4 separate regions of the Mus musculus genome follow, and all the other regions are linked to region 4. Evidence: chromatin loops called from intact Hi-C (ENCODE). Cell type or tissue: heart. All regions are shown on one strand. Links, peaks and the distances in the headings refer to the core of each region. The heading gives the core; the rest is flanking DNA. Region 1 holds the start of D830024N08Rik (a long non-coding RNA gene). Region 2 has its middle 65 kb from the start of Tbc1d9. Region 3 holds the start of Ndufb7 (NADH:ubiquinone oxidoreductase subunit B7). Region 4 has its middle 15 kb from the start of Dnajb1.

Region 1 (5,833 bases), core at 298-5,297, 49 kb before region 4:
GCAACGTGACTACTGTGCCCACTACCTCATCCGGCTGCTGAAGTGCAAGCGAGACAGCTTCCCCAACTTCCTGGCCTGCAAGCACGAGCAGCACGACTGGGACTACTGCGAGCACCTGGAGTGAGCCCGCCCCGCCCCCACCCGCCCCACCCACACCACAGCCATCCACACTGCAGCCATCCACCCCACGGCCACCTTCTCCACAGCTATCCACACCACAGCTATCCACACTGCAGCCATCCACCCCACGGCCACCTTCTCCACAGCTATCCACACCACAGCTATCCACACTGCAGCCATCCACCCCACGGCCACCTTCTCCACAGCTATCCACACCACAACTCAGCTATCCACACCTCGGCCACCCACACCACAGCCACCCACACTGCACCACAGCCACCCACATGGGCATGGGAAGAGGCTGGAGCCACCTAGGACAGGGGCCAAGTCAGAATTCCTGGGGGAGGCCTCACCCCTAGCAAGGGCTTCCAGGTGGCTGGAATGGACTCAAGACAAAACCTATGGCACTGAGACCCTCTATGTTCTGCCCACAGTTACGTGAAACGCATGAAGGAGTTTGAACGTGAGCGGCGACTGCTCCAAAGGAAGAAGCGAAGGGCACTGAAGGAAGCACGGGTAGCCCAAGGCCAGGGAGAAGGAGAGGTGGGCCCTGAGGTGGCCCTGTAGGGATTACCCGCCAGCCTGTGGACCTATCAGTGAAATAAAAGCTTTGGGTCACCTGCCTAAACTTCATCTGTGCTACTTCAAGGATGGGAAGGAATGGTGTGGTCCCTGTACCCCTAAAGAACACACAGTCAGTTGGGTAAGCAGGTTTTATTGTTGCTGCTGGAGAGCCATGGCCAGCCACACATCAGGACAGGGGCAGTGAGGGGTGGAGAGTATTACTGGGCAGAGCCGTGAGGAGCTGCTCAGAGCAGGAAGGGAATAATGGGCATGCGCAGGGGCGGGTAGTCGCGGAACTCCTTCAGGTAGCTGCGGTGTTTGCCCTTGGCCCAGATAGTCATCTGGGTGAAGCCCACCAGGGAGAAGAGGGCCACTGTGGGCAGAATGGGGTATCAGAATGAGGCTGCCTTGCTGGAAGGGCAGCGCACCGCACAGGGACAAGGAACTCACCTGGGACACACTGAGTCAAGATGGCAAAGCCAATCCAGGAGCCCACCTGTGGACAGTACAGGCAGAATGAGGACAGAGAGGGAAGCCCAGCATCACAGCCCCGGGGGACGGCCACAGCCTCACTGAGGTCAAGCTTTCTCACTCCCCACAGCCCACTCCTGCACTTCACCATGTGCAGGACCTCAGACCTGAGAGGACAAAGGCAGTACAGTCCCTCACCTCATAAGTGTAGTTGGGACAGGACACCAACAGGAACAGCCAGGTGAAGGGGTTCTTGGTGGGGTATGGGATCTTCCTGGTTTTCGACCCTGGCATGGAGGATAAGAGTAGGTCAGACCCCCTCCTCACCCTGCTCACCCAGCCCCAGCCCCAGCAAGCCACTCACCAGCAGGCCGAAGGTCCCGAAGAGCCATGTGGATGGAGAAGTTCCCAAGCTGGCAGATCTATGAAGGAGAAAGGGGTCAGTCCACAGCCAGCCCTCACCCCACCCAGCTGCCACACCTCACCACACTTGGTTGCTGCCCCAGCCTCTTTACCACAAAAACGGCCAGTGCCAGCTTAACCTGCTGAACTCCATAGGCTGTAGAAAAAGCAGGAAGGAGAGCCCTGTAAGAGGAAGCCTCGTGGTGGGGTCACACAGGGTAAGGGCACTGTCTGGACCCACTTACTAGGGGGTGTGTAGAGAGGGTGGTTGATGTAATAAGCCATCCATGCAGCAAAGCCCCAATAGTAGGTGCAGTTCTGGAAGAGCAAATGAGTTAGCAGGTGGGGAGGGGGCAGGCACTGCTGCTGGGGGGCAGGCAAGACAAGAAGAATGGGGGTGCTCACTTTGAAGATGTTTCGCAAAGGCATGGTTCCGTGAGAGAATCGGTGCACGAAGAGAGTCTCCAGCAGGCGCTTGATGTAGTGGAACGAGTGGCACATGCAGGCGAGGCTAGTGGGGTAGCAGACTCAGCCAGGGCCAATCCAGCCTCCACCCTCCCTCCCACCCCCACCTTCCTCCGGGCCCACTCACTGCACCACCGTATGCCGACTGGACGTAAAGTCGTATTTGCGGCCATAAATGAAGGGTACCCGGAAGTAGAAGAGCAGGTAGATGAAAAGGGGCCCGGCATACTCCGTCAGGAAGACCTGGGAGTACCCAGAGACAAGGTGAGTCGCCCCAGGGTAGCTGAAGGCAGAGACCAGGGAAGGAGTCAGAGCTCACCGTCACCCAGCTGATCTGGGCCCCGAGGTCCCGGAAGTAGAGTGTGGCTGTGGTGCCCACAGGAAGCTTCTGTAAGACATCTTCATCTTTCAGGGACTTCCCCTCTACAGAGAGAAGTCAGTATTTGGTTACTGCCCTGGTTTCCTGACCCCAAGAGCCCAAGGGATAGGCTGATGGACAGCTGTACTCACTGGGGTCCAGGCGGAGGGACTGGCGGGCAGGATACCACTGCGGGTCTGCCAGGAGAAGGTCAGGGGTTGCATCACCTAATCTGGCAAGGCTCAGCCTACCCACGCCCCAACTTGGCCTGCCTCTAAAGGCTTCCAGAACTCTAGGACCCCCCCCCCCCAGCTCCTCCCACCTGTGCAAGGGCACACAGGATAGGCAGCGACAGATTTTATTTTTTACCCCTTTGGATAGATAGCACAAGAGCATTCCTGCTGGTGACCACACAGGGGCAGCCTGCCCAGTCAGCCGGGCCTCACTCACTGTTCCAGTGTGCTGAGAGGCAACAAGCCGATGAGGGAAAGGCATGCGGAGGCATGCGGGCCCAGGTCACATCCAGAGGGGAGGCAGGAGTGGGGGGTAGATGTGTCGGGAGCGGGGGGACACGTATGTCAGGAGCAGGAATAGGTGTGTCGGGAGACTCACGTGTCTTGGTGAAAAGGGTCTTGATTTCAGAAATGGTGGCCTGAGGCTCTACCTAAAGGAAAACAAGGTGTAAGTCCGGAGGGAGCCAGGCCTAGGATGGGGGAGGGGGTCCAGGTACAGGCAGGTCAGGAACAAGCTAGCTGACTTCACGGGGTACATCCGTCCTCCACCTCCTTTACGGACACAGAGCCCTCCCAAGGCTGCCTTGTCCCTTCCCACACCAGGCTGTCAGCTTCCAGCCCCACAGAGGGGCCCCAGCTGCTCACTCTAGCGCAGTGGTTCTCAACCTTCCTAAAGCTGCCACCCTTAGTACAGTTCCTCATGGTGTGCTGACCCCAACCAGAACATTATTTCATTGCTACTTCATACCTGTAATTCTGCTGATATGAATTGTAATATAAATATCTGCTATGCAGGATATCTGATAGGCAACCCCAATGGGGTCTCAGCCCACAGGTTGAGAACCGCTGCTCTAGATGAAGACAATACCCTTTACATGCCTTCTGAAGGACAGGGAGGGCCACCGATGCCTGCATAGCCCTACAGGAGCTGTAAGGAACAGGGACCCAGCCCTCCTGGCACTTCACCCCCAGGGGTGCAGTCCTACCTTGTCCAGGAAGCACAGCTTCTCCCTCGTCTTTGCATCCCGAATCTCCACCTCAAAGAAGAGGACAGCCTTTTTATGCTTCTTGGCTGCTTTGTGGGGCATGGGCATGGGAAGACCATCGAGGCCTTGGTGGGCCTCTTTGGCTGCCATGCTCAAGCTGATATCCATGCCACAGCCGCTGGCCCTCCTGCTCTGCCTTCCAGTCTGTGGTGCCCACTGCCAGTCGCCAGCCCCCACCTCCGACCTCTCCTCACAAAGCTGCTGTGAGCTGGGCCGGGCAGCATGATCAAATTCTGCCTCGGTGCTGGAAGGGAGCCTGTGTCTGACCAGGCTCAGCCAGCGCCAACGCCAGATGTAACCCGAGTGGCACCAGGGCCTGGCCTGGCTAAATATAAAACCATCTCAGCCCGAGTCCCCACCAAAGGAGCCACAGTCCTCCCCTGAGGGCTACCCTCATACAGGCAGTTAATTGGGTGGGCACAGGCCCTCAGAAGTGCCAGGGGCATGAAGAAGGAAAAGGCCCACAGCCATGGCAGGCGCCGCAAGCCCAGCCCCGGTGTGCAGCCCTGGCCAACAGGTTACCCAGCCTGGGGAAATGCCAGCTATCTGGAGAATCTCCGAGACAGATCATCCATTTCCACTTCTAAGCTGTAAGGGACACTGGATTATTTCCCTTGTGCATTTGTGTTCCCAGGGAGGTGACAAATTCCAGAGGTACTGGTGCAGAGTTCCCAAGTCCCTCCACCTCCCTCTCCACCGCCTCACTCCTCACAGCTCCTACCACATCAGGCCAACACAATGTGCTCACCCATGGACGAGCCTACCAAAGCCCAACACATACCCTCCCAACACATACCCTGCCTGCACCCCTGGGGTCCACAGTCCCCAAAGGAGAAACCTGCAGGCTGAGGCCAGAAAATATGCATAGGGGCAGGGTAAGGAGGCAGGAGCCCCAGGGGATCTGACCCATCGGACCCAGCAGGTCAGAGAAGATGCTCAACACTGCCCATGCTGGCTGGGGGAGACCCAAGGGCTATGCGGAGATCTGCCACTTTTTTCCAGAAGAAGGGGGCATCACAGGCCAGAGAAGCCAACTGTTGCCACCTACATGCTCCCAACAACAGAGGCCATGGCACGATCCCAGATCTGCTAGGGGTCCTTGAGAAGGCATGGGTGGGCCGACATGGTGCTGGCACACAGAAAGTGTATGCATGTGTGTATGTGTGCATGTACAGGTCGGGAAGCCCCCACGGAGGTAACCCTACACAGTGATGCTGCCCTGTAGGGCCTGGGCTTGAGTTCAGAGCAAGGTTCCTATGCCAGGCAGTGGTACCCAGGCCTGCTTGCCCATATGTGCCAGAGCCTACATCATGGACACAGCATACTCTGGGGCAGATGGCTGAATCCACACAAGGACAATCAGTGCCAGACTGAGCTGTCATACGCTGGGACCCCTCTAAAGAGGACCGAGAGGGGAGGAGCACATGAGGAATGTGCTAGAAGGGGCGAGGTGGCAGGGCTCTGGGCTGGGGCTATATTAATAGTTGCTGAGCCCCTAGAGTCCATGTGAATCACAGGAGGGCGGCACAGTGTGCACTGGGAGGGAAGGCCATGGAGTTCCTGCTGAACCACTCAACAGCTTAAAATACAACCAGCCCCTCTCCCTACTGGGCCAGCTGCCGGGGAGGGCTGAAATCCTAGCCTCTCCCCCAGCTGGGGCACTGCAGCCAGGCCAGGAGCCGTGGTGCACCAACTGGTGGGCAGCAGGAGAGCGCGTGGAGAGGGGCCACGGTGAAGAGCAATCCCAAGCCACAAGCTGAGGGACTGCCTGCAGCAGAGGTGAGTCAGGGGGCCTCCCACGGCCTGCACAAGCCCAAACTCCACACAGCCGCCATCCCCCCAGGCATAGGTCTAGGAAGGCCCAGTGGGCCAGGGGCCGTTCTTGCAACTCTCTGAGCCTCTAGATTTATTTCAAAACCAAGATAAAAGGTATGTTAAGTGTAGCAAGAAGGTTGGCGAGATGAAAGAAACCAGACTTTCAGGCCCAGGACCAGACCAGGATAGACAGAACCCGGCTGGTAACCTGGGGCGGGGGGGGGGGGGGACGAAGAGGAGGGGGGAATGCTGAAAGACACATGCTCTTTGTGGGTAAGACAAAGGTGCCAGTCACAGAGGTGGGGGCCTGCATTCCAAAAGGTGATGAAATCCACTAGGTTGTGTACTTTTTTGGGAGG
Region 2 (5,833 bases), core at 413-5,412, 520 kb before region 4:
TTCTGAACTGTATGAGAAAGCAAGTTGAGAAAGCCATGGAAAGCAAGACTGTAAGCAGTGTCCTCAATGCTCTCTACTTCAGCTCCTGCTTCCAGGTTCCTGCCTTGATTGAGTTCCTGCCTGGGCTTGTAAACTCTAAGATTGAACAAATTCTTTCTTCCCATCTTGCTTCTGGTCAGTGTTTTATCACAGCAATAGAAAAGCAAACCAGAACACCATAGTTAGTGAAAAGACCTTCTTTATTGAAAATCTGCCCTACTGGCCTTGCAGACTGACCTAAACAGGGCCCTCAAAACGGTGATCACAATCAGTACTGTCGTATAGACGCCAGGCTGTCCATCCAACAACACTTGAATGCCAGTACTAAGTGCTTTGTACAGCCCTGATCACACAGCCAGTAAGGGCAAAACTGGTCATGTGCCTGTGCTTTTTTTCTTCTTTATTAAGATTAAAATCACATCATTTTCTCTTCTCTTACCTCTAAGCCCTCTATTATGGCCCCCTCGCTCTTTCAAATTCATTGTCTTTTCTATTTAATTGCTGTTATATGCACATATGTGTATGCATAAACATGCATTCCTAAATGTAACCTGCTTAGTCTATGTTTGTAGGGATTGGCGTGCTTCCCTGGGGAAGACTGTTTCCCAAGCCTCAGGATTCCTTAGTCACCCGTGGTTCTTTGTGAAGGTTTGGTACCTCGGGGTCTTTCCCTGTCCACTGTGGCGTGTCCATTGTAGTTGTCCTTGTTCGGCTCACATTTAGGAGTCATGTTGGTGACATCTTTATGGGTGTCGCTGCTGAAGCTACTAGAAGTCACAATGTGACAACAAATTCCCTGATCCTTCATCCCTTACAATCTTTCCGTCTCCTCTTTCACAGTGTTTCCTGAGTGTTGGGTATGGGAGTTGTTTTCTTAATGTATCCATTGGGACTGGGCTCCACAACTCTTACATGCTCGTCTTAGGCTCTTGGAAGTAGTTCTTATTCTTGGCTGTTAAGGTAGTGCAGTTCCAGCATAGGTAAAACATTGGATTTCATCCCCAGCAATGATAGATAGATAGATAGATAGATAGATAGATAGATAGATAGATAGATAGATAGATACACAGACAGACAGACTGGTTTATCAACACTCATTCTATTACTTACCTTCTTTCTGAAAAGAAATGTAAGAAATTTATCTTTTTCTGTCCATATAAAATAAGAAAGGAGATATTTAAATTAACATAAAAAGGTACTGGAGACATGGCTCAGAAGTTAAGTGCACTAGCTGCTCTTCCTACAGCTGTCTGTATGTAACTCCAGCTCCAGGGGACCAAATGCCTTCTTCTGGCCTCAGCAGTTAACTGCACACACTTGGCATACAGTCCCCAAACATACACATAAATAAAAAATAAAATCTTAAACCTAGCACAGAAAGGAAGAAGGGAAAAAAGTAACTGTGGTAGAATATCTAACAATATTTCCTCAGCTGAGTGGCCAAAATTAACAGAAGTGACTGCCATGCTGATAGCAAGGTTCCTTGAGACATGAGATAAAAATGATTACATAAGAGCCTCTGTGATCTTCCTCTCCAAAAGTCCATAGTATAACCCCAGTAGAGCCATGATGGCAATGGTGCATTAGGCAAATGCATATTCTACACAATGCATGACCAAGTCCTCCTAAACACTGCCAGGTGACATCATCTTAATGAAGTTACAGGAATTAGCAAAAGATCAAAGAAACCCAAGAGGCAGGACTATTCCATATAATGTGTCAGCCTTCTTGGAATCATGAGACAGAGGACAGTAGGGGAAAACTCAAAGACAGAAACCAAAATAAAGTCTGGAGTTGTACGTGGAAACACACCAGGGTGGATCCATTCCTTAGTTGGCACAAGTGTGCAGTGGAAGAATAAGATGTGTGTAAGGAGTACAAGCTCTCCCTGGAGTGGCTTTATAATTTTTGTTAACTCTGTAATGACTTTTAAATGAGCTTCATCACATACTGTTTAATTACAAGAACACAGAAATGTGTATCTGGCCCCATTGTGGAACATCCTTTCCCACAAATGTTAGCAACACAACAGAGGACACGGTACTCTGAGAAGTCCAGATGTTCTTACAGCAGGACATTGGGGCAAAAGGTTTCTTGACAATTGGGGCAAAAGGTTTCTTGACAATCGATTCCAGTTGAATAATATATATTGTATTGTTGTATGACTCTTTTGCCTGAATGTATGTCTTGTAGCAGGTGTATGCTGGGTGCCCACTGAGGTCAGAAGAGGGTGTTGGTATCTCAGGAATGGAGTTACTGATGATTCTCACGTGCCATGTGGGTGCTGGGAATTGAACCTGGTTCCTAAGAAGAAACAACCAGGGCTCCTAACTACTGAGCCACCTCTCCAACCCCAATTTTAAGATTAAATTTTTATGTGTCTTCAAGGCAAGGTAATTGGGGGAAAACGTCAAGTGAGAAGCTGACCTTCAGGACTCATGTCAGAGTTATTCAAAAGTAGTAGCCAGATCTTCTAGCAGACTGTAAAACAGTATCTGCCCTTCCTGATGGTACTTGGTAGTTGAACCAATTCTCCCAGTAGGGGGCTCTGGTGACCATTAAATGGAAATATTTCCCTGTCATTGGAGAACATTTGGTGTATGAATTCAACAAGTTTATAGGGCAAAGAGTAACTGTCCAGAAGTTGCCCCCAGTAATATGTGCATAGTACCAAAAAGAAGGTAGCCAGCAGCAACCTGCATGTTCAAGGATGCTCATGGGGGTGAGGGTGGGAGGTGGCTCTACAGCCTGAAGGTGTCCTTAGGCCTATATATTGCTGAAACTATTAGAAAACCAGAAGTCTCAGATGTGTCTCACAATAGTGATGGTGACAGCACGCTTTTGGACTATCACCCTTGAACTTACTGGTCAACCACAAGTGTCTTTCCTATCCAGCACTTCACAAAGTTGCTTATACTTTGACTCCCTGCATCTGAACGCAGCAGCAAAGGCCTGGGTATGCTCATGTACACACACATATATGCACACATACCCAAAAACACTGATCCAAGAAAAATTACCTAATGATCTCCGACCTCTAGTAAGTCCAAGTTTAACACAGAACCGGGAACTCATTCCTTAGGTCTTGAGATGCCTTGCCCCTGACATGTTCATACTGCTTTATGCCGCTTCCCACTCTTTGTATATATTCTAACTCTATTGACTTTCTTCAGCCTCTTCAAATTCTAACACGCACAGTACTCTCTAGCCCAGGCTCTTTCTTCTATCTGAATGGCCTCTCCCTAACTCCCTTCTTCTAGTTAATCTATCCTTTAGCTTTCCCTTGGGGGTGGGGACTGTGTTTCTTACTAAATAGCACTCAGCACACCAAACATACCTACACTATTATTAGATTAATCATCCAGTCTCCTTTCTAGACTGCAAACAACACAAGTTTTAGGTCCGTGTTGTTTTCTTTGTGTCTCAGTCCATAACCAAGGATCTGGCTAGAGACTTCTAATGTGTACTCACAGAATACAGAATTGGACGAGGGACTGCAGAGATGGCACAATGGTTAAGAGCACCGCTCTTACAGAGGACTGGGATTAGTTCCCAGAACCCAGATGACAGCCCACAACTAACTCCAGTTCCAGGGAACCCTTTACCCTCTTCTGGCCTCTGAATGCCCTGCACACAGATGGTACATATACATACATGCAGGCAAAACACTCACACACATAAAATTTAAAAATCAATTAATAACTAAGAATTGAAAGAATTACCACAATACCTGACAGATATCCTATCACACTCCTATCTGATCAATGCTTTTCATTCAAAATAAATAATATAGTCCACCGAGGGGCTAGAATTAGTCCTATCTGGCTATTATACTGGGCTGTCTGGGACACCTGGGGAGGAAACTGGGAAGCATAGCATTTAAATGCTAACTAAACATTAAGAAAAAAATAGAAAAGAATAATAAGAGGACATATATTTTAAAAAATTAACATTTTCACTGGGCAGCAGTGGCAACACATCTTTACTCCCAGCACTTGGGAGGCAGAGGTAGGCAGATCTCTGAGTTCAAGGCCAGTCTGGTCTACAGAGTGAGTTCTAGAACAGCCAGGGCTACACAGAGAAACCCTGTCAAAAACAAAAACAAAACAAAAAACAAGACAAAAACACCTTGCCACCTTCAAGGCAGATCATCGGAAGTATCTCAAGATGCCTGTGCAGATGGGGACATTGCACTGGATGAGAGAAAACTGGAACACTGTGATTGACTAGGTCAAGGCTGGAAAAAGCAAGTCCTGACTCAGCTCAGCCTCTCCTGTGTCTGATGCTCATGAGAGCAGCCTGCCTGGCAGACCTGGAACTGAGGTGATCCAACTACAGAAAGTTCACATTTGCCAATCTGTTGTCCATGGAGGTCTCTAAGTGACTCTTACACCCTCCTAACAGAATGTCACTAATATTTAAAAGTATCCTTGCTGTCTACTAAAATCCAATCTCCTAAAACTGTATTACACATTTCTTGTTCCAAACATGAAATTAGCCTTATCTCTAAAAAGTGGTATGTGGAGATGCAGGCTGGGGCAGTCACTGATCTAGGCTTTTCTATAGTGCACACATTTTTATTTATGGAAGAGAGGAAGGATAGAAGAAAGGAGAGAGGGCACAGGGAAAGAGAGCAAGAAAAGCTACCTCATGACTTTATACTGATACTTCAGGTTAAAACTTAGTTCTCTGTTCAGACTCTTCCCTGCAGCAACCCTGCTTCCCATTCCTGTTAGGAAGAGAACTCCAGGGCACAGAATGGTGAGACAGAAGCGCCCATGATTACCCATTCTGTGCCACATCTACAACAAGCACTTGGGTTTCAGAGTTTACCATGACAATGACAAAACCCCTCCCCACACCCCACAGTGAAAGTGAAGTCAGAGGCTTTTAGCTTCTTCTGAAGGAATCTCTAGCCAAATGGAGTTGAGTCTGTGACTTTTGCCCTTCTACAGAAGTGCAGGCTGCTTTCTGCAAAGCGGAATCAAGTTATTCAGACAAAACTCAGTTTTGCAATTGGCATATGGATGGATGTGTGTGTGTGTATGTGTGTGATTTTAAGTATACAATTCTATTATATATTATATAACTATAATTTAATTGTCAAGCAAAGCCATTTGTCGTCAAAATGGATTGGGCATGACGTCACCTTCCTTTGATCTCAGCAAAGGAAAGGCAGAGGCTGGATCTCTATACATCGGAGGCCAGCCTGGTATGCATAATCAGATCTGCTTTGATTATCCTCGTGTGTGTGTGTGTGTGTGTGTGTGTGTGTGTGTACACAGTTCAATATTAAAACCTGAAATTTTACATTGTCCACCATTATAAACATCAAGGGCTTTAACTAAAGGATTGTGTTAAGAAGTCAGAAGAACATTCAGAGCAATGGGAGGAAGACATAAGTGAGAACAAAAATTAAACCAAAAGCTGAGGTTAGCCACGGTAGCTTCACTTCCCATAAACACTTCCTTTGCAAGGCCTGGAGAGTTTACAGCATCGAACTTCCCTGAGTGCTTGAAGAAAGCAGTTGCTGCTTCCCAGCGTCTCCTCATGCTTCACAGGATAAAGTAGAGAGCAGATGATTTGGCTCCAATTAGACTCAACTCAGACCACCAGGCGACCCAGGCTTCATTAGCGGCCTGCTCACCCTGCCCCTGCAGAGACTCATTAGAACAATGAAAACTAGACTGCTGGACAGACGAGAGGAAGAACTGTGGCATGGGAGAGAGCCACGACTCCATTCATCACTGACCCATTGGCATAAGAGCCAGCCATGACTACATTCATCACCAAC
Region 3 (5,833 bases), core at 430-5,429, 56 kb before region 4:
GAGAGAGAGAGAAAGAGAGAGAGAGAGGGAGAGAGAGAGAGAGAGAGGACAAACTAACAAGAAAGGGAGAACATAGAAATACAAAAGACAGTGTGTGTGTGTGTGTGTTTGTGTGTGTGTGTGTGTGTGTGTGTGTGTGTGTGTGTGTGTGTGTGTGTGTGTGTGTGACACAGACTGAGATCCAGAGACTGAGGGGATAGACAGACAGACAGACAGAGACAGGAAGTGTATAACAGAGATAAGCAAAGACAGAACGAAAGAGTGTGTGTGACATGCTCAGAGAGACAGAGTGTGAATGAGTATGTGTAGGACACAGAATGTGATAATATGTGTGAAACAGAGACAGAGTATGTGTGACAGAGACAAACAGAGAATAAGACACGGGGGTGAGAACGGAGAACGAGACATGGGGCATGTATGAGAGACGCCAAGAGAGACAGAGGTTTGTGTATCAGACACAGAGAGACCGACACGTGAATTGTGTGTGTGTACATGGAGACAGAGACACAGAGTATATGTCTGACACAAAGACAGAGTGTTTGCACGTCACAGAGACATAGACAAGAAAGAGAGACAGGGAGGGGGAAAGACAACATGTATGTGCTCAAGCTCTGTCCAGTGGAGAAGAGAGGCTCCTCCTGGCTGCCTTCAGACCAAGGTGCAGAACGCTCAGCTCCTTCTCCAGCACCAGGCCTGCCTGGATGCTGCCATGCTTCCCACCATGATGATAACAGACTGAACCTCTGAAACCATAAACCAGCCCCAATTAAATGTTTTCTTTGTTTCTTCACAGTGATAAAACCCTAACTAAGCCACTCAGTTTTAAAGTACTGTCTCACAAAGGCAAAGACCTATGTTTGATCTCAAGAAGCCACACTGTGCTACCTGCTTTTTATGTCAACTTGACATAGGTTAGAGTCACTGTGGAAGAGAGAGCCTCAGCTGAGAAAACACCCCACCAGATTGGCCAAAGGCAAGTCTGGAGTACATTTTCTTTCTTTCTTTTTCTTTTCTTCTCTTTTTTTTTTTTCCTTTTTTTTTTTGTACATTTTATTTAGTGGTTGACATGTGGTGTAACCCCTGAGGTGGTGGCCATGGGTACTAAAAGAAAGCAGCCTGAGCCAGGCGGTGGTGGCGCATGCCTTTAATCCCAGCACTTGGGAGGCAGAGGCAGGCGGATTTCTGAGTTCGAGGCCAGCCTGGTCTACAAAGTGAGTTCCAAGACAGCCAGGGCTATACAGAGAAACCCTATACAAAGAAAAGAAAGCAGCCTGAGAATGCCAGTAAGCAGCACTCCTGGGTGGCCACTGTGTCAGTTCCTGCCTCCAGGGTCTGTGTTCCTGTCCTGACTTCCCATCAGGACATTCCCGTCAGGACATACTGCATTCCAGACCGGGAAGTAAAACACTTACCTCCCCAAATGGCTTCTGGTGGTATTTCATCACAGCAATGGAAACCCTAACTAAAATACCATGTAAAACAGACGCTGGGCATGGCAGCCCAGAGGAGACAAAGACAAGAGGATCCCTGGGGCTTACAGACCAGCCCGCCTTGGGGAGCTCTGAACAGAGAGGTGTGCTTAGTCTGAGTCAAATAAGCTGTCCTGGATGAGAGGAGAGAGCAAGCCAAGAGAGGACACACCCTGACAGACACTTAGGAGCAAGGAAGAGAGTGGTTCCTTCAGAAGCTCTAGACCAAGAGCTTTTAAGACCATCAGGTTGGCTGCGCCCTCTCTGGTCAGGATTGGGCACTACGGACAGGCTTCAGTGGTAAAGCCTTCATTTACCATGTTCTAGACCAGGATCACAAAGTATTCATTTTAGAAGAACAACGACTGGAAGGAGGGCTCAGTCATTACTGTGATTGCTTTACCAACATAAAGAACTCAATTCAGTCCCCAAACCCCATGTAAGAAAACTCCTGGTGTGGGGGCACACGCTTGAAATTCCAGAACCACAGACAGGGTGCCCGGTTAAATCTCTCGGGCCTTCTAGACAGCCAGCCTCACCTACTTGAAGGGTTCAAAGCCAGTGGGAGACAGTGTCTCAAACAAGTTGGACAGAGACAGAGTAATGACCCCAGAAATTGACCTCTGACCACCAAATGCACTCATAAGCACACCTACGTATGTGCACTCACACCGACAAACCTAGGGAAAGTGTTTGGAAGTTCGAGTGTTGGAAATGGTAGTGTATATCTGTGGGAAAGCACTTATCTACCATATGCTAGGCCTGGGGGTCTATCCTAAAACCAGAAAAAAAAATTAATTTAAGAAAAAAAAAAAAAAGAGGAGGAGGAAGAGGAACGCGGAAGATGGTTCGGTCCAGGGTGTCCACAGTACCCATGTATACACATGTATACAGCAGGCTTGGTGGCACACATTTATAATCCTAGCACTGGGCAGAGCACAGGGGACCCTGCCACCTCCCCGCTTCCACACCCGCACTCCTCCCTGCAACTCCCTGGCCAGCCTGGCCTTCTAGCCAACTGGCGTTCGCCGCACCCGCTCTGTCTCCTCCACACCGCCAGGGGGTGTCAGCGAGCCAGGAAGCGTTCCATCGTTCATCTCTATGACCCCCGCCGCAGCCTAGATGACCCGGAAGACACTGAAGGGGCAGTGCTTCCAGGTGGGAGCGAGGTGACCCCGGCTACTAAAGAAGGGTAAGGCAGAGTAGCCATGGGGGCGCACCTGACCCGGCGCTATCTGTGGGATGCCTCGGTGGAGCCTGACCCCGAGAAGATACCCAGCTTCCCGCCGGACCTCGGCTTTCCGGAGCGCAAGGAGCGAGGTGAGCTCAGTGCGCAGGCGCGACCGCAGATCCCGCGGAACTCAGCTGCCTGCTTGCGGAGGGCCGGGTCGAGTCGGGAGGGCGACCTCCTTGAGTGTGGAGGCTGTGCGGGGATGGCTAAAGCAAAAGGCTGGGACGAGACAGCAGAGAACGGGAAGATGAGACTGCCCCGGTGCACTTCGTCCTGGGCACAGCGCGGAGCCTAGGACATGTTCTTTGCATCTCCATACATTGTCACTAGCATTTGGTTACGTACAATAATACAAGGTTGGGGGGCTGGAGCGATCATGCTCCTTGTCCTGTCTAGTGTGATGGTGCTGGGGGAGGAACCCAAGGCCTGTGTGTACTCGCAAGGTTCTCATTCTTCCTGTATAGGAAAATCAGAGTGACAGCTCTGGACAAAGTCCTAGTTTGGCACTTGGGATGCCCCAGGGTAGCAGAGAGCCACTGGCGCTGTCTTCAGGGAGCCCCCTGGACAAAGCAGCGTGTCCAAAAAGATCTGGGAAGCAAATTTAAGAGTGTAGAAGCACAGGCTAAAAGGGGTGTATATGAGATTGATGAAGCTGGTACCAGGGAGGGACAGAGCCCCACTTGTAAGCAGGGGAAAGACACAAATGACTTGCCTTACCAAAAGGTTGTAGTGTCGACTAGAAGATGGCTCCGTCAGTACTGAATCTGCAGAACATTTACCCACCTGACACCCTGCTTTGCCCATAGTCATTTTGAAAATACAGCACTCCCTGGCCGCCTCTCTTGCTTGGCTAATCCAAAACCCTGGTAAAACTCAGCTGGCCCTGCTGACCTGGTCTCCAAGTTGCTTCCTCACTCCAGACCCCCTTCTTATTTTTGAGTCAGACTAGTCTCTAACTCACAGTCCTTTCCCTTTGGCCTCGGGAGCACAGAGCTCATAGGCCCAGTGGTGCTCAGGGATGCTATAGCCTACATTGTTGCTTCTATAGTTCTTCACTGCCTCTTCATCTTAGGCAAGCTCTTGTGAGAAAGCAAGAGTAGCTCCTGCTCCCACACCCATGCATCTCCAAACTCCTTCCAAATGACTTGTCCCTAGCCTGGCGGAGTCCCCATTCCAGGTGAACCCCCCCCCACACACACACACACACCCCTTTATATCCTCCATCCACCCTCTACAATGAAAGGATCCTGCTCCCGAACCTCTCATCAGGCTCCTGTCCATGGTTTTGAAACACCCCCACAGGAACATCATGAGTTCCTGGGATGGATAGCAATCCTGTCTCAAAACCTAAGTATAAAAATCCCCGTTACTGAAGGGCTCCTCTCAAGGCTCCCAGCCAGCCCCAGCTCCACCTGTCATTCCCCACCTCTACCTTGCTCACCTCCACTTCCCTGCGCACTCTCACTGATTGTTCCTCGGCTCCCTTGACTGCCTTGAAGCTGCTGCCTCCTTTGTTCTGCCCTGGAGGCAGCTCACAACTGTGTGGTGTACACCAGTGCTGTCCACTTGATCTCCAAGGGGAGCCTTAACCTTGAACTTATAAATGACATTGCTGACTTTTGTTTTCTGAATTTTAGGGCTTTATTAGTGGTACATGTGTATGTGAGCACTCGTGTGCATTGACGGCCAGAAGTCTGCAGAGTGTCCTCCTGAAATCACATCCCCTTTCCTCCCCCAGGAGCCACCACCCCCTTCCACTGACACCTTAATTTTTAAGATAGGGTTTCACTCTGTAGCACAGGCTGGCCAACCTCTGAGTGTTGAGATCACAGGAGTAAGCCAACAAGCCCAGCCTGGGTTTTATTTTCCTTTTGAGACAGGATCTTGCTGTGTAGCACAGGCTAGTCTCAAAACTCTTACCTCAGGCTCCTGAGTGCCGAGATTGCTGGCTGTACCCCTCTGTCTTCAATGTCTGTCTTGTACTCTTTGAGTCTCAGCTCTGTCCTCCCCTTAAGCCTACCGTGCTCACCTTCCCAGTCACTGTCAAGGACAGCTCTACCTTTCCCTGAGCTTAGGTCAAAACCCGGAAGCAGGAAAGGTGCCTGCTGCCTCAAGGCTTTGGCCCCCTTCTACCTGAGATGTTCTTGCCCCAGGCATCTGCCCGACTCGGCCCTTGCCTCATGGCCCACTTTCCAGCACTTCCTAACTCTGGTTTTGGTTGGGTTTGGTTTGCCCTCTGCAGTCAGTAAGGCTGCCAGCCATTCAAAGACAGTGTGCTCAGCCTACTTTGTGTCCCTCTGAAGAGGGAGACCATCTATTTGCCTGGTTCCCTCCTACATTCCTGCAGCTTAGCAGGCAACAGTGTGCTAAAGGCTTGCTGCTGGCCTCTTGTGAACTGGAAATGAGAGGCCAGAGCTTGAGTTGCTAACCCGAGCTCCAGGGTGAGTAACTCTGGCAAGAGCCTGCCTGTGATTTGAGCCCTGGGCCTGGAGTACAGAGGTGCAGAGTGGAGGGACCAGGTTGGCCTCATCAGCCTACTGTAGCATCAACAGTCAGAAGTGCGGTCAAAGCTGTAAAGAAGCAGGTGGCTGCTGCTGGGCTCGGGAGCTCCAGAGAGAGAGCAACACAGAAGGCAGAGAAAGCCTATCTGGGTGACATGCAACCCTGCTGAGGCACGTCTGGGCACCAGGTGAGAAGCCCAAAAAAGGGGACAAGGACCTGAGACCATGTAAGAAAGGACGGTAGCTGGAAGCATAATGGGAGACAACAGCCCTGACAGGAATTGGATACCCCCACCCCACCCCACCCCAGAGGAAGGCCAGCAGGTGATTGGAGCATGCAGTGGCTGTGCAGGGCTAAGGTTTTCCCAAGGCCTCACACAAGCTACCACTGACTTAACTCCAACCGGTTTCTGTGTATTTTTTTAAGGTTCTTTTTGTTTTTAATGGTCTGAATAGACATTTGGACATAAGGGTTCAGGTGCCAGATAAGGGCAGAGAGGGCAGTGGATCCCTGGAGCTGGAGTTATCGGCAGTGGTGAGAGCTGCCCACCCCACCCCACCCCCACCCCCAGTTTTCTGCAGGAGCAATACATGCTAAGCCAGCTCTCTAGCCAGCTTGTTTGGTTTGGTTT
Region 4 (5,833 bases), core at 346-5,345:
CGTACAACATCTGTCCCATGATCGCCCACGTCACAGAAGGACAGCAGCCAAGGGTCTGCTGGTGGCTGCCCCTGGGAGGAGTCTCCCTGTCCTAAGGGTGGACAATTGCGCTGACTCTGGGAGAGCCCCTCACCCTAGGGACTTTGTGAGTCACAGTTTATCCAGGAAACAGCTATGATGGACAGACTGTTCAGTGTCAGGTCCCGAAGGCACACCCAGTGGATGTGGGTCCCTCATGAAGGCAGACTTTAAGGATTCAGTTTCCTTATTTTAAAATACTGATTATATTTTTATTATTAGTGTGATATGTGTGAAGGCATACATGCCACAGCATGGAGGTCAGAGGCCAACTCTACGGTGTGGGCTCTCTCCTTCCACGTGCCCCAGGGATCAAACTTAGGTCATTAGTTTTACGACACAGGTGCTCTGCCCGCTGAACCATCCTACCAGCCTGAGGCTTCAGTTTTCTGAAGTCATAAAAACAGGTGGCTTAAAAAAGCAGAAATTTGGGGGCTGGAGAGATGGCTTAGTGGTTAAGAGCGCTGGCTGCTCTTCCTAGAGGACCTAGGTTCAATTCCCAATACCTATTTGGCAGCCTATACTGTTTGTAGCTCCAATTCCAGGGGATCTGACACCCTCACACACAGAGGTAGAACACCAATGCACATTAACACAGTAAAGCAAGCAAGACAAGAAGAGCAGAGATTTGGGGGTAAGAGATGGTTAACAGCACGCACTGCTCCTCCAGAGGACCTGAGTTCAACTTCCAGCACCCACATCAGTGGGCTTATGACTAGGACCTCTGGCCTCCAGGAGGGACTAGTCGGCAAGTGCACACTTACACATGCACAGAATTTTTAAAAACTAAGTAAATCATTTTTAAAGGCAGAGATTTGGACCTGGTTCAGTGGAATACAAATGAGATCCCAGCATTCCAAAGGCTGAGGTAAGAGGATCGGGAGTTTAAGGTGAGTCTGGCGTAGAAGGTAAGACTCAGCCACACAGTGGTGGCACATGATTTTAAATCCCTGCACTGGGGAGGCAGAGGCAGAGGCAGGTGGATCTCTGTGAGTTCAAGGCCAGCCTGGTCTACAGAAAGACTGCCAGGACAGCCAGGACTGTCACACAGAGAAACCCTGCCTCGAAAAAAAAAAAAATGTTAAGACCCTGTCCCCAAAAATAAAAAAGCTGAGGGCTGAATTGAATCCCCAGAGCCCGTCGTGTACGTTGTATATCCTCTGGCCTACACTCACATGCACACATATGAACATGCTCACACAAACACATACATACACCTTATTTTAAAACAACAACAACAACAGAAACAAACAAAACCAGGCAGAGCCAACTGAATTTGTCCTGTTCTTCCGGAGTCTAGGACGAAATCACAGTGGCTCCTCCCATCCAGCCCATGCCCCTCCGCTGGATTCTGGTGACTTCCATCAATCCTTGAAGGTCTGCTATTTCTAAGAAGCACCCCTTTTCTCTGCTGCTACCGTCAAACAGCCCTCCCTAGTGTATGTCTGTCTGTCGTTCACTTCTGGACTGGGCTGTGGATGAGCACTGGCCTAGCACCTAGCAAGACCCTCTCTTTATCTGCAGCCCTACAAAAATAAAAGACATAGATAAATAGATAAGTGTCTGAGGTTGGGGGCCCAGGCAGTAATGTGCTTCCCTTGCAAACATGAGACCTGAGTTCCATTCACAGAACCTATGCGTGCTGTCCTAAACTTGTAATCCCAGCCCGGGGCGAGGTGGGGGTGTTAGGGCGGTGGCCCAGACAGGAGTCTTGCTGGGGCTCCATCGCAGGCACCCTAGCCTGGCAAATTCCAGCACATGAGAGACCCGGTCTCAAAACACGTTATAAATCGTGTGTGAGGACTGACACTGGGGGATGGATGTCCCCTGACCTGCACACACATACATGTGCTCACATACCCAAGTCACAACTTAATGAGTGGATAAATTTCATCTGACAAGATCCTTAACCACAGGCCCTGGGGCATGGGCATACCTTTACTTTAGTGAGAAGCCATTATCTTCGAGAGCCTGGCTCCAAAGCCCCCCCCCCCCCCAAAAAAAAAAAAGGATGTCTCAGAGAAAAGGCCTAGACAGAAAGACAGATTCCTCAGGGTGCAGGAATGGCCCCTGTCCTTCAAACCTCGGGCTTCTGGACATACAGGGCACAGAAGCAGCAAGACCCACGCTGCTTCGCACCACTGACTGCTGGGTGGGTGGACAGACCTGGTCAAATGATGGAACTCACAACTACCTGTCCAGCAGGCGGCTACCGCAAGCCAGCGGTAGGACTGGGTGCTCTGATGTCAGGAAGATCGCAACCGCATCGGAGCACGCGAGCGCGGGCGAGCAGAGATCATCAGCTCTGGGTGAGCGCGAGCTCGGGTGGACCTGGGTGGAGTACTGGAGAGATGCAAGTGCTCCTTGCGCCCTCTCGTGGCCATCGGTCGGGGAAACACTGAGGCCGGGAAGACGATGGTATGCGAGGTGGTATGTGAAGGCTGGTAAAAAAGAATGTGAAAAGTCTTGTTGAATAATTGAGAATGAATAGAGGAGGGGCTTCCGAGGGCCCATTCCTAGCTCAACAGATTTTGGCGAGGTTTAAGTTCCAGCCCTTATCCACAGGCTCTGGGATGTGGGCATTCCTTTACTTTGGTGAGGAGCTGAGACCTTTCTAGCTTGGGCCCACAACCTCGCTGAAAGGAAAGTCAGTTCTTTAAAGGGTGTGACCCATGGCAGACTCTCCATGACCCCATATCTGTACACATATTGAAAGCACTAATTGTACGCAGTGTGTTGATAAGAAGCAGAAGGAAAAGAAGCAGGAGAAGGAGGAAGAGGAAGAAAGATGAAGTTGAGAGGAGAACGTGTGTAGGGGAGTCCTGGGAGGAGTTGGAGGAGGGGGTGAGGAGTGGACGTTGTCTAGATATATTATATATATATTTAGTTCTGATCTCAGCCTTTAAGCTTTGAGCCATCTCTCCATTTGTTTTTGTGGTTGTAGGTGGTGGTGGAGGAGTCATTTTTGTGTTTTGTTTTGTTTTGTTTTGAAGACAGGGATTTCAGTCCTGGCTGTCCTGGAACTTGCTCTGTAGACCAGGCTGGCCTTGAACTCACAGAGATCTGCCTGCCTCTGCCTCCCAAGCGCTGGGATCAAAGGCTAACACAGCTGCCACCACCACGCAGCTGCTGAAAGTGCTAGTAACCACTGAACCATCTCTCCAGCTCTACTTTTTATTTTAAGTCAGGCTCTTACTAAACTGCTGAAGCTGGCCTTGAACTCTAATCCAAGTTGACCTCCTACCTCAACCTCCTGAGCAGATGAGATTTGTTTTGTTTTTGGCTACTGTATGTATGTTTTGTTTGTGGAGTGTGTTTGGTTTTGCTTGTTTGTCGAGTGCATGTGCATATGTGTGGCTGTGTGTGTGTGTGTGTGTGTGTGTGTGTGTGTGTGTGTGTGTGTGTGTGTGTGTGTGTTTTGTCAGTTTAGGCAACTGAGCCATGCCTGCCACTCAGCTAACATTTGTCTCTGCCCTGCCAGCAGCTCTACAGAAGAGCGTGGATCTCCATCATTGCTGGGGTTTTCCCAGGGCTTCCTAAACCAGCAGTCACAAGCAGATGCTAACTGCCTGTGACAGCAACTGATAATGTCACTCAGGGCAGGACTGGCGCTCAGTGGTAGAGAATGTGCTGAGCATGCCTCTGTCCGGTGTCAGCACGGGGTGGAAGCAGGGCGGCTCATCCTGGTGCTGCATTGTCCCTTGGCATTGTTCCTTCTCGGGCCACCCTGTCCCGATACCTTAGTTTGGGTCTGGCCCCAAACTGTAGAATGTTCCTTTGTGCCTGGGGTTGAGGTGAGGGCTGTACTCATGAGATACTGTGCAACTTTCCAACAGCGTTTAGTTCCCTCTGAGCCTCGGCCTCCCGCTCTGTAGAATTCAAGAGAGGCCAGCCATAACTGAAGAAGACTGGGATTGTTCTGTGGAAAGAGTCTCGAAGAGCAGCCAGTATGGAGCCTGGCGCACAGCTGAGGCCCTCTGCAGGATGCTGTCTGTCATGTTTCTAGCACGATAGACAGTCTTTGCCCAGCTTTGTGGCTGGGACGCATTAAACATCTATTAACAGTCTGCCATCGTTGGAGGTATGTGACGTGAAACTGTTCATTTAATCCCAACATTTTAGCAACTTTAGGAGCATGGCTGCTCTTATTATTCCCACTCTGCAGATAAGGAGGGGAGCACAGGAGGGCAGAAACCCACCCAGGATCCAGTCAGTGAACGATGTAGATTATGGCTAAGGGAAGACTGGATTTCACTCTTCCTGAGGTAGACTCCTATTGGAAGAACACACAGAAAAATGAATCGTGGAAAAAGTAGGTGGACAATGACGGTGGTGCACATCTTAACCCCTACCTAACCTTGGAAGCAGAGGCAGGCAGAGCTTTGTAAATTCAAGGCCAACCATGATCCACATATCAGATTCTAGGCCAGCCAGGCCAACACAGTGAAACCCTCTCTCAAAATAAAATAAGCCGAGCCTGGTGGCACACCCCTTTAATCCCAGCACTCGGGAGGCAGAGGCAGGCAGATTTCTGAGTTCAAGGCCAGCCTGGTCTTACAAAGTGAGTTCCAGGACAGCCAGGGCTACACAGAGAAACCCTATCTTGAAAAAACCAAAAAAAAAAAAAAAAAAAAAAGAGGAGGAAATGTGGGGGATCGATTGGGCTGAGGGAGTGGGAAGTTGTTTTGTCTTTGTTTCTGAGAAGGTCTGATGTAGTCTAGGCTGGTCTCAAATTCAACCATGTAGCTGAGGGTGACAGTGAATCGATGTTCACCACTAGAGGGCTGGGATTCCAGGTGAGCAGAGTGGATCACACTTAGTGGATATTGGGAGTGGCTGGCAAAGGCAGGCAGATCTCTGAATTCAAGGACAGTCTGGTCTACATAGTGACTTCTAGGACAGGCAGAGCTACAGTGAGACCCTATCTCCTGCCAAAAAACAAACAAACAAACAAATCAAAAACCGAAAACAAAGAACATTGCTTTGGGGACTGGAGAGGTGGCTCAGCAGTTACAGCACTGGCTGCTCTTGCAGAGGACCCAGATTCAGTTCTCAGCACCCACAGAGCGGCTCACAGCCATTTGTAACTCCAGTTCCCAGGGAGTCTGATCCCTCTTCTGGCCCCCTCAGGTACCAGGCGTGTACGTGGTACATGTGCATACACGCAGGCAAAAACACATACATTAAATAAGTAAATGTTTTTTAATTGTGTTCTTTAAAATAAACCAAAGATGTCTATTTTTCAGTTGTGTTCGTGTGCTTGCCTGTGCTCCTGGCAGCCACAGGTGTTGGATCCCCTGGAGCTAGAGTTACAGGTAACTGTGAGCTGCCAGGCATGGGTGATAGTCCTTGGAATGGTAATGGTTCTGCATATTTAGAGTGACTCTTCTATTCAAGTTGAACCTACCTGAAAACACCCTCACTCACAGATCCAAAGGTATTGCTCCTAGATTTATTTTTGATATAGGGTCACTAGTTTAGGTTATCCTTGAGCTCACAATACCACTGAATATTACCTTGAACTTCTGACTCCCCTGCCTCTACTCCACCTGGCTAGTGCAGTGCTGGGGATCAAAGTCAGTGCCTTGTGCATGCTGGGCAAGACCTCTGCTAAAGAGGGTATGGCCACTCTCTGTTCCTATGTGATTTTAAAGGCAGTTGAGTTGAAAATGAAGATCAGCTATCAGAGATACTGTGAGTGGTGCCCAATCAGTCAGGAGAGACTGTATGCAGGGTGTCAGAGATACCAGCCTCG

What was found. A loop is a pair of places that touch in the nucleus more often than their neighbours do. Peaks named below come from ENCODE experiments on the same cell type or tissue, not always from the same donor. Only the 100,000 strongest peaks of a DNase experiment are listed, where the experiment ranks them.
Region 1: it touches region 4 in a loop (4-fold over the local background); 7 of 42 quality-filtered maps call a loop at or near these places.
Region 2: it touches region 4 in a loop (10-fold over the local background); 2 of 42 quality-filtered maps call a loop at or near these places.
Region 3: it touches region 4 in a loop (6-fold over the local background); 7 of 42 quality-filtered maps call a loop at or near these places.

Annotation. Positions count from the first base shown.
Region 1 is chr8:83,570,879-83,576,711 of GRCm38, forward strand. It overlaps Ndufb7 (NADH:ubiquinone oxidoreductase subunit B7), which reads left to right. Exons shown (of 3, transcript NM_025843.3): 2 at 1-120; 3 at 555-745. The coding sequence ends at 687. Tecr (trans-2,3-enoyl-CoA reductase) reads right to left here. Exons shown (of 13, transcript NM_134118.5): 2 at 3,600-3,650; 3 at 2,993-3,044; 4 at 2,533-2,577; 5 at 2,342-2,445; 6 at 2,150-2,265; 7 at 1,963-2,068; 8 at 1,803-1,875; 9 at 1,671-1,714; 10 at 1,520-1,577; 11 at 1,354-1,442; 12 at 1,135-1,180; 13 at 820-1,057. The coding sequence ends at 930. It overlaps D830024N08Rik (a long non-coding RNA gene), which reads left to right and starts at 3,648. Exons shown (of 3, transcript XR_003947410.1): 1 at 3,648-5,438. In heart, for the core only: a CTCF peak has its summit at 2,790; DNase peaks (open chromatin) are centred at 2,413, 2,743, 3,923, 5,233 and 3 weaker places; H3K4me3 peaks cover 649 bases; H3K27ac peaks cover 3,017 bases.
Region 2 is chr8:83,097,661-83,103,493 of GRCm38, forward strand. No RefSeq gene overlaps it. Among named protein-coding and RNA genes, the nearest start is that of Tbc1d9, 65 kb to the right of the region's middle. In heart, for the core only: a CTCF peak has its summit at 2,579 (motif pointing right); no DNase peak of the experiment used is centred there.
Region 3 is chr8:83,564,142-83,569,974 of GRCm38, forward strand. Ndufb7 (NADH:ubiquinone oxidoreductase subunit B7) reads left to right here and starts at 2,617. Exons shown (of 3, transcript NM_025843.3): 1 at 2,617-2,789. The coding sequence starts at 2,678. In heart, for the core only: CTCF peaks have their summits at 1,738 and 2,527 (motif pointing right); a DNase peak (open chromatin) is centred at 2,580; H3K4me3 peaks cover 2,035 bases; H3K27ac peaks cover 2,160 bases.
Region 4 is chr8:83,620,068-83,625,900 of GRCm38, forward strand. No RefSeq gene overlaps it. Among named protein-coding and RNA genes, the nearest start is that of Dnajb1, 15 kb to the left of the region's middle. In heart, for the core only: CTCF peaks have their summits at 2,455 (motif pointing left) and 4,858 (motif pointing right); a DNase peak (open chromatin) is centred at 2,424; H3K4me3 peaks cover 682 bases; H3K27ac peaks cover 305 bases.